Regions from separate parts of the Mus musculus genome. Here all the other regions are linked to region 1. A link is a loop called in an ENCODE intact Hi-C map of the cell type or tissue named here. Cell type or tissue: gastrocnemius. All regions are shown on one strand.

Evidence for each region. Hi-C counts contacts between places; a loop is a spot of excess contacts. Peaks named below come from ENCODE experiments on the same cell type or tissue, not always from the same donor. Only the 100,000 strongest peaks of a DNase experiment are listed, where the experiment ranks them.
Region 2: it touches region 1 in a loop (2.3-fold over the local background); 8 of 42 quality-filtered maps call a loop at or near these places.
Region 3: it touches region 1 in a loop (4-fold over the local background); 11 of 42 quality-filtered maps call a loop at or near these places.

What each region holds. Positions count from the first base shown.
Region 1 is chr5:53,593,196-53,595,695 of GRCm38, forward strand. The region is part of intron 1 of Rbpj (recombination signal binding protein for immunoglobulin kappa J region); the gene reads left to right. Among named protein-coding and RNA genes, the nearest start is that of Rbpj, 4.0 kb to the left of the region's middle. In gastrocnemius, CTCF peaks have their summits at 246 and 1,361 (motif pointing left); a DNase peak (open chromatin) is centred at 1,322; H3K4me3 peaks cover 996 bases; H3K27ac peaks cover 1,772 bases.
Region 2 is chr5:53,376,343-53,378,842 of GRCm38, forward strand. No RefSeq gene overlaps it. Among named protein-coding and RNA genes, the nearest start is that of Gm40303, 110 kb to the left of the region's middle. In gastrocnemius, a CTCF peak has its summit at 1,504; DNase peaks (open chromatin) are centred at 1,535 and 2,368; H3K4me3 peaks cover 347 bases; H3K27ac peaks cover 2,500 bases.
Region 3 is chr5:53,266,928-53,269,427 of GRCm38, forward strand. Smim20 (small integral membrane protein 20) reads left to right here and starts at 179. Exons shown (of 3, transcript NM_001145433.1): 1 at 179-431. The coding sequence starts at 317. It overlaps Gm40303 (a long non-coding RNA gene), which reads right to left and starts at 200. Exons shown (of 2, transcript XR_868423.2): 1 at 1-200. In gastrocnemius, a CTCF peak has its summit at 1,560; DNase peaks (open chromatin) are centred at 162 and 1,349; H3K4me3 peaks cover 2,500 bases; H3K27ac peaks cover 2,500 bases.

The sequences.
Region 1 (2,500 bases):
TTGTATGATCTCTTAAGTGGGTAAAATATACAAGTAAAAAGCTGCTATGGCCAGCTGTGATTCCTTAGATAATCGTTGGTATTATGGATGGGTCCAGCGTTAGAAGGAAATGGTTATGTTCTAAAGGTCTTACCTGTTTTAATTCTGAGGTTTACTTAGTTTTTGAAATAAGACTTGGCTTGAAAGCAAGCACTATTTTGCATTTTGCTTCCTCCTAATACTAGATTCATGTTATTTCAGCTAGGGGCAGTATTTTCTCATGGATTGACTAAAAATTGTTATTTTTGGCATTTGGCTTTGTGATTATTTCCAAGATATGTTGTTTCCTCTGCCAGCTTCCTAACTGTGCAGAATGGGAATGGAATAACTTGCCACATCTGTAGAGGTGCACCCTGCCCTAGGTAGAGCCCCCTTGGATGAACAGTGTGCTTAAGGTCTAGGAACTGTTACTGGAATGAGCTGATGTAGGTCATTTTATAGGAAGTCAAGTAGGAGGTTATGAACTAAGTTCTTGGCAAGTTAAAGGAGTGACAGTGAAATGAAAGAAAAAAAAAACAACTATGTGTTATTGAAGTTTGTATAAAAGATATAAATTTAGAGGGAGAGTGTCAAGCAGAAACAAAGAGATGGAAGGTATATCAGACTAAAACATTGTAAAATTATGGAATGCCCTTTATTGATTTCTGTATGTAGTAATACTTAATTTTTTATATTTTAATTTTAAAATTTTATTGTAGCAATACTTTTAAAAGGATAGTACAAAGTAATTTTTTGCACTCTTAGCCTGAAAAGTTTTATATCTGTCTTATATTTTTGGTATTTTGAAGAATATTTTCTGATCACTAGACATGATTTTAGACTTGGCTCTTGGTTTTAGGGGAAGTTTTTTTGCACTTGACATGCTGTAGATACTTCCTGATGAAACCCATTGTTCCTTTATTTTGGTAGTTGATAGTCTGGTGTCATCTAGTTCCCCAGTCAAAGTTTTGGGCTTCCTCTCTCACTAGCTCTTTCCTTCTGAACCTTTGAGACAGGTTGCACCATGCAGCCCGGGCCACCCTGGTACTTAAGATCACCTGCCTACGCCTCTCAGTGCTGGGATTACATGTGTGCTCATAGTTGAGCCTTTACTGTTTTTCTAATTACTAAGAACTGGTAGTTTTACCTTCTAAGGAACCCTTTTAATCTGTAATGACACAGTGCATGCTGACGTCGCTTCTCACCTAGTTTACCACAGGACCCTTTTCCCTTCTAGATTCACCTCTAGATTCCGTAGCTTCTCCATGGCAACTGCAGTGTTTCTGAGCAGTGAATCAATCACTCTAGTTCAAAAAGCTTTCAATGGCTCCCCCTACAGTCTTCACTAGGAGAGGCAGCAGGCTAGAGGGCTTTAAAGTTCTATTTGCTCTGTGCTGGGTTCCAATTCTATTTTTCTTTCCACTTAAATCTTTGTAATATTATCAGGCTGGCCTATCCTTTTCTCTCCCAACAGTTGGAAGATAATTATTCCCACGTTAAAGGGTTGTGACAGTTAAATGAAATCATGGGCAAGTGTTTAGTAGATTCAACACACATGCTTAATGCTTTAGAAAAATATTTTTTGCTATCGTAGCAGGTTCTTCATAGCTATTTCATGGTTCCTTCTTCAACTAAATTGTCCTTCTTTCATCTTAATACTCATATTTAAGAACTTTGAGTTCCAACCAAAATAGGCCCAGCAGTTTAATGCCTCCCTGAGTTTGGGAAAAAAATACAGGTTATTCTTTGAGGCCGAGATCAAGGAATAGTTTAACCAGATATGTCAGGCTAAGTTCCATGCTGTTGGTATGTGTCATTCGCTTTTATTTTAAGTTTTGTATTTTATTTATTTTGGTGCTTTTTAAAATTTTACTTTTGTTCTATGTGTATCAGGGTTTTGCTTGCATATATGTCTGTGTGGATGTCAGATCTACATGGGAGTACACACAGTTGTGAGCTGCCATGTGTGTGCTAGGATTTGAACCTGGATCCTCTAGGAAGAGCAGTCAGCATCCCAATGAGCCATCTTTTCAGCCCCCGGTATAATTCTCTAGGAAGTATGCAATTAAATTGTAGTGTAATTAGTATACTCAAACCATTTCCTTTTAATCATTTATATATTATATTCACAGGTGTGCCCAGCACTTGATAAGGAGTCAGAAAAAAATTTTAAACAGGTTTACATTTCTTTAAAACATGAATTAACTTGGCTATATAGTCTGAATTTAGTGTATAAAATTACTCTTGTAATAAGATACTCTTGGGACTGGAGAGATGGCTCAGTGGTTAAGAGAACTGACTGCTCTTCCAGAGGTCCTGAGTTCAATTCCCAGCAACCACATGGTGGCTCATAGCTATCTATCTGTAATGGGATCAGATGTCCTCTTCTGGTGTGTCTGAAGACAGCTACAGTGTACTCACAATAAATAAATAAATAAACAAATAAATTTTTTTGAAGGAAAAAAATGCTCATGTATCTCTA
Region 2 (2,500 bases), 220 kb before region 1:
GAACAATGCCCGGAGGGAACTGGGATAAGGAGAAGCTCTGGCTTTTTCAATTGCTTTCCTTTTCTTTTCTTTTCTTTTCTTTTCTTTTCTTTTCTTTTCTTTTCTTTCCTTTTCAAAGATTTATTTTACTTATATGAATACACTGTAGCTGTCTTCAGACACACCAGAAGAGGGCACAGGATCCTATTACAGATGGTTGTAAGCCACCATGTGGTTGCTGGGAATTGAACTCAGGACCTCTGGAAGAGCAGTCAGTGCTCTTAACCACTGAGCCATCTCTCCAGCCCTCAATGTATTTCTGTTTTGCTTTGATCCTAGAGCTAAGACAGCCAGTGTAACTGGAGATGGGCTTGATGGGGGGATGAAGGAATGAGCGAATGAGTGAGTTAATGAGTAAAGGTTCAGGGTCAAGTAGGGGCTCTCTTTTCCATGGGGGAGATCTGAGAAAGTTTATATAGCAAAAGAGAAGTTCAGGAGAAGATAACGCCCTCGGGGAAGGATAGAAATACCTCAAAGGGCCCTCTCCGTTCTACTCTCCTGTTGACACCAGTATCTGGCCCTCCCATCAGCCACTTAGCCTGGAGCCCAATTAGGGCAAAGACTCAAATTCTTCCCGCCATGGCCCCATGAAGTCTGGCTTCAGGGCTGCAGCCCATTTGGAAACCGGTCTTCAGTTCATTTGTGTGTTTTTTCAATTTGATTATTAAGTGCCGTTTAACACGGGCAAGGGGAAGGCCTGTTTTCATTCCTCAATTCGCCTTCCTCTCTGGCCTGCATGCCTCCCTAGTGAGTAATGGGGAGGGCTGCTTTTCTGGAACACGAGGGGAAACTTCCAGCAAATTGCAAAAGCATGTCTCTTCCTTGAAAAATCCTTTCACACTTGTTTAGTGCTGGGTTTGTAAAGTTCAGGAAAAGCCTCCGTAAACAGGCTCTGAATGGCCCTGCGTTTCTCTGCTCTCCTGGAGAACTTTCCTTTTTTCTCCTAAGGTGGTCTCTGGCCTGAAGGGATGGTAATGGAAGCAGAAAGAGCAGAGGGTAGTGGTATATCCCTCAGAAGGATAAACACACTTTAGAGCTGTCAGGACAGCAGGCTGGAGGAGCCCAGGAGGGGCCCCATGCCACCATCCCTCAGTCCCCACATGGCTGGGATAGCAAGGAAGACAGAAAGCTAACTAATAAGGTCCAGGAAGAGTATGACATTCTTCATATAGGAGCTTGCAATGCAAGGGGAGGAAATGGGAGACTGGGACAATAATGAATGTCAGAATTGCCTACAAAGGGTTCTGCCTAAAAGTCAGAGGCGGCTTTTAGTCCTCTGGCTTTCTCTGCACCATCTGTATTCCTCTAGCCAGAGAAATGCAGAGTTCTGAAAGAGGATGAGTGAGGAGCTCCACTCCTGCAGAGATACACTCATTCTTCCTTGGGCTGTTGACAGACAAGGTGGCTTTCTAAAAGGTAGGCAGGCAAGGATAGAGGGTGGGGCTCCTGGTAGCCAGTGGAGACCATTGGGGTCACTTCCAGAGCAAACCAGGGGAGGCGCTGTAAGAGCTCTGTGGGCAGTGCTCTAGTAACAGGCCTTCCTGTCAGTTACTGATCTAATCTCTGTTACTGTGACCAATTGGTCCCAGTCCATGAAAGGCTGCCTCTGCAGTGCATCTGTTACTGGTCCTCTTGGTCCACCACTGACATAGCAGGAAAAGTGGCCCCACCCACCTAATTCCCATTTCTCTGTCTTCTTTTTGAGTGTCCTACGCATTTTCTTTCTCATCCATACCAAACAAACAAACAAAAAAAAACAAACAAACAAACAAAAATGCTCAAGAAGAAATTGGGCATGGTTGTGCATGCCAGTAATCCCAGCACTTGGGATGTGGAGCTAGAGGGATCAGGAATTCAAAACCAACCTCTATGTAGCAAGTTCAAGGTCAGTCAGGACTACATGAAACCCACAGTCAAAACAACATCAAGAACAGGAACAGGAACTAAGAAAAGGCAGGTTGTGCTGTTGGGACAAAGACCTGAAATGGGCCAGGAGACTGAAGATGGGGGAGGGGGGCAGGGATATCAGGAAAGGGACAACAGAGTGTCTCCTCCAGCCCTGGGAATTCTCTGAAGTCCTGTGTGCCTTCTTCATACAACATAGCACTCAGGGAGGATAGCCATCAGATCTTGGTCCAGCCATGCCCCCATGGTGCTCAATAATCTAACAAAGGCTATGTGTATGACAGGAGAGCAAGGACCTTTAATCTGCTGGAGCCCAGGGCATCTGCCAGCCATCGGAGAACCAACTGTCTCCTTTTCCCCCATCAGAAACTGGGCTGCCGCCAAAGCGCCCTTTCCTCTTGCTTATGAAGCCCAGGATCCCCCTGCTCTGCAGGCTGCTGCCTCCTCTTCCCCTCCTAGCTAGCCCAGCCTCTTCTCTCTGTTCCGCCTTCTCCTCACCCCATCTCTTTTTCTCTTCCTCTTTCCATGCCTCTGATCTCCCAATGCCCCCATCCTT
Region 3 (2,500 bases), 330 kb before region 1:
GGCACGAGAAAGGAGTGTAGCCAAATACAAGTCAGCACAAGCCACCAGTGTCTCGGCCTCCACGATGGCAGCCGGAGGGCGAGGAGGCGGGTCTTGGTTTGAGGCCCCGCCTTATGCCGCGCCCTTCCTCGGATGACCCCGCCCCACTAAGAGGCGCCCAGGCCCCGCCTCCGAGCTCAGAGGCTCCTCCCTGCACTCCGATCCCGGAAGCGAGCTCTGCTCCGCCTCTTCCGAGCTGGGTCGCGACCTTGAGGCCGGGAATCGAGTTTCCAAACGTGCGGGGGCCTTCGCCGGCTCTGCTGCCCCCTTTCTCTCCATGGCAGCGGCCCGGAACCTGCGCACCGCGCTCATATTCGGAGGCTTCATCTCCATGGTCGGCGCCGCCTTCTATCCCATCTACTTCCGGCCCCTTATGCGGCTGGAGGAATACCGTGAGTGACCTCTGACCCCGCGCAGTGGCTGCTCCCAGCGCTACCCCGAAGCCCTTAAGCCCCTACCCTATCTGTTCAAGGAGTGCTGAGGAAGGATGTGGACTTGGGAGTGAGGCTACCCGGGTTCCAGGCTCGCCCAGTGCAGCCCGGTGACCACGGACAAGGGGCCCCACCTCTGACCTTCAATGTTGAGGCTCTACATATCTTTTGCAGGATCAGCAACAAAACTGTGAGCATCTTAGGGGTCACAGAGGTGATGTGTATGAAAGCAGCCTACACACAGCAGGTCAACACTAACACTAGTTCACACACAGTATATACTGATATACTGAAGATTTAATGTTTTGGGTTAAGCATATACCGAGTCGTTGAATTTGCACGGGCTTCCCTTGGGGTAGATGCTACCCATTTTACAGATGGAGGTCACACAGCTAGTAAGTGGTGAGGGAAATGTTCCAACCCAGGCGTCTGTCCGCAGAGCCCCGCTCCATCCACCCAGGCTGAGATGGTGCTATAGTGGAGAGCTTTGATCATTCTGAGTTGAAAGGTGTTTTTATGGTGCATCATTGCCAATCCCTAAGATGTCTTGGAGCGGAAATATTTCAAAGCTAAACTGTTAACCTGGGTTCTGAGTTTTTCCTCAAATCGTTTTTTTTTTTTTTAGATTCTGCTGGTTTCCTTCATTTTTAAGCTGGCTGCTCACATGACAATGGCGAGTGTCCGGGGAGTCATTTTCCTCCTTAATCATTCAGGTCCTATCATTCTAAAAGCCACACTCCTTCCTGGAGACCTATACCTCAGCAAGGATTAGCACTTTGATACATCTGAAACCATCTGTCAGCGAGGAGAGATGAGGCATTAGAGGATCATTTTGTTCTCCAGGAAACCTGAATCATCTTGAAGATGGAAGAGGGCCAGCCCAGCCCCCGGGGAATATTAGCTGAGGCTGAAGCTTGGCGATTTCAAGCCTCATGTAAATGTTCTGACCATCTCCAGCGCCATAACACTTGGTTTCTGGAGGCAAAGCATTTTAAAGTACACACATGAATCCCCTGACAGCTTCTTTTCATCAGCTCAGACTAAGATGGTCTCTGTGCTTCCTGCCTTCAAGCCTTCCTGCATGCGCCACGTGTGGAAGGAATGTGGGCTTGTGTAAGGTCCTGCAGAATTTGTCTCCATCCTGGATGGATCCCTGCCACAGGCTATTTTATTACAGCTTCTAGAGTTGGAGTTGAGACTTGGTCTGTTGGAGGTTCCCTTTAGAAAAATCCCAGTTCTGAAGAAGACAGGGGTGTGGTTCTCAGCCACTGTGCTATCTGGAGGTGTTTTGCTTGTCACAGCTAAGGAAGAAAAGGGGAGGTGAGAGTAAGCCATTGTACTAGATAGGATCCAGGATAAATTTCCCACAGTGCACAGAAGCATCACACTGTGAAGGCTACCCTGCTCTTAGTCAGCCGGTTACCCTGCATGTCTTCCAGGAATACTCCCCAGTCTTTGGCTGACCATGTTGCTTTAGGCGGGCAGGTCAGGCTCTAAGACTGTCTACACCTGCTTGCCTTTTAGCTTATTTTAATTAATTCGACCAACTTTAACCAAAGGTTATAACTAAAATTTTTTAAAAAGTAAATAATACTGAACAGCTAATTTTTATCAGAAGTTTTGGTTTTGGTGGGTTTTTTTTGTTTTGTTTTGTTTTTTTCATCCTTCCAAGTGCTTCAACTCTGCTAAGACATTTAGTGCTCGTCATAACCCTTTGTGGTGGCTGTTAGCTGGATAACATGTAGGCAGGTATTTCCTCACTCTGAGCCTTGCCTGTTCCCCCCGCTGTGGTGATGGTGTTTACTGAACTGAATTTGTAAGTTTAGGGTGAATTAAGTGAAGTATAGTCTCATATTAGGAATTGTACCAAAAAAAAAAAAAAAAACAAAAAAAAACACTTTTAAAAGGAGGTCTTGGTGAGGAGTGAGATACAAGCAGGTGTGTGCCTTAGGCCGGCAGGAAGCATGCCCAGCTAGCTCAGTGTGTGCTCAGGAGCTGGGAGCCCATTCCGTTTCCAGTATTTATAGTAT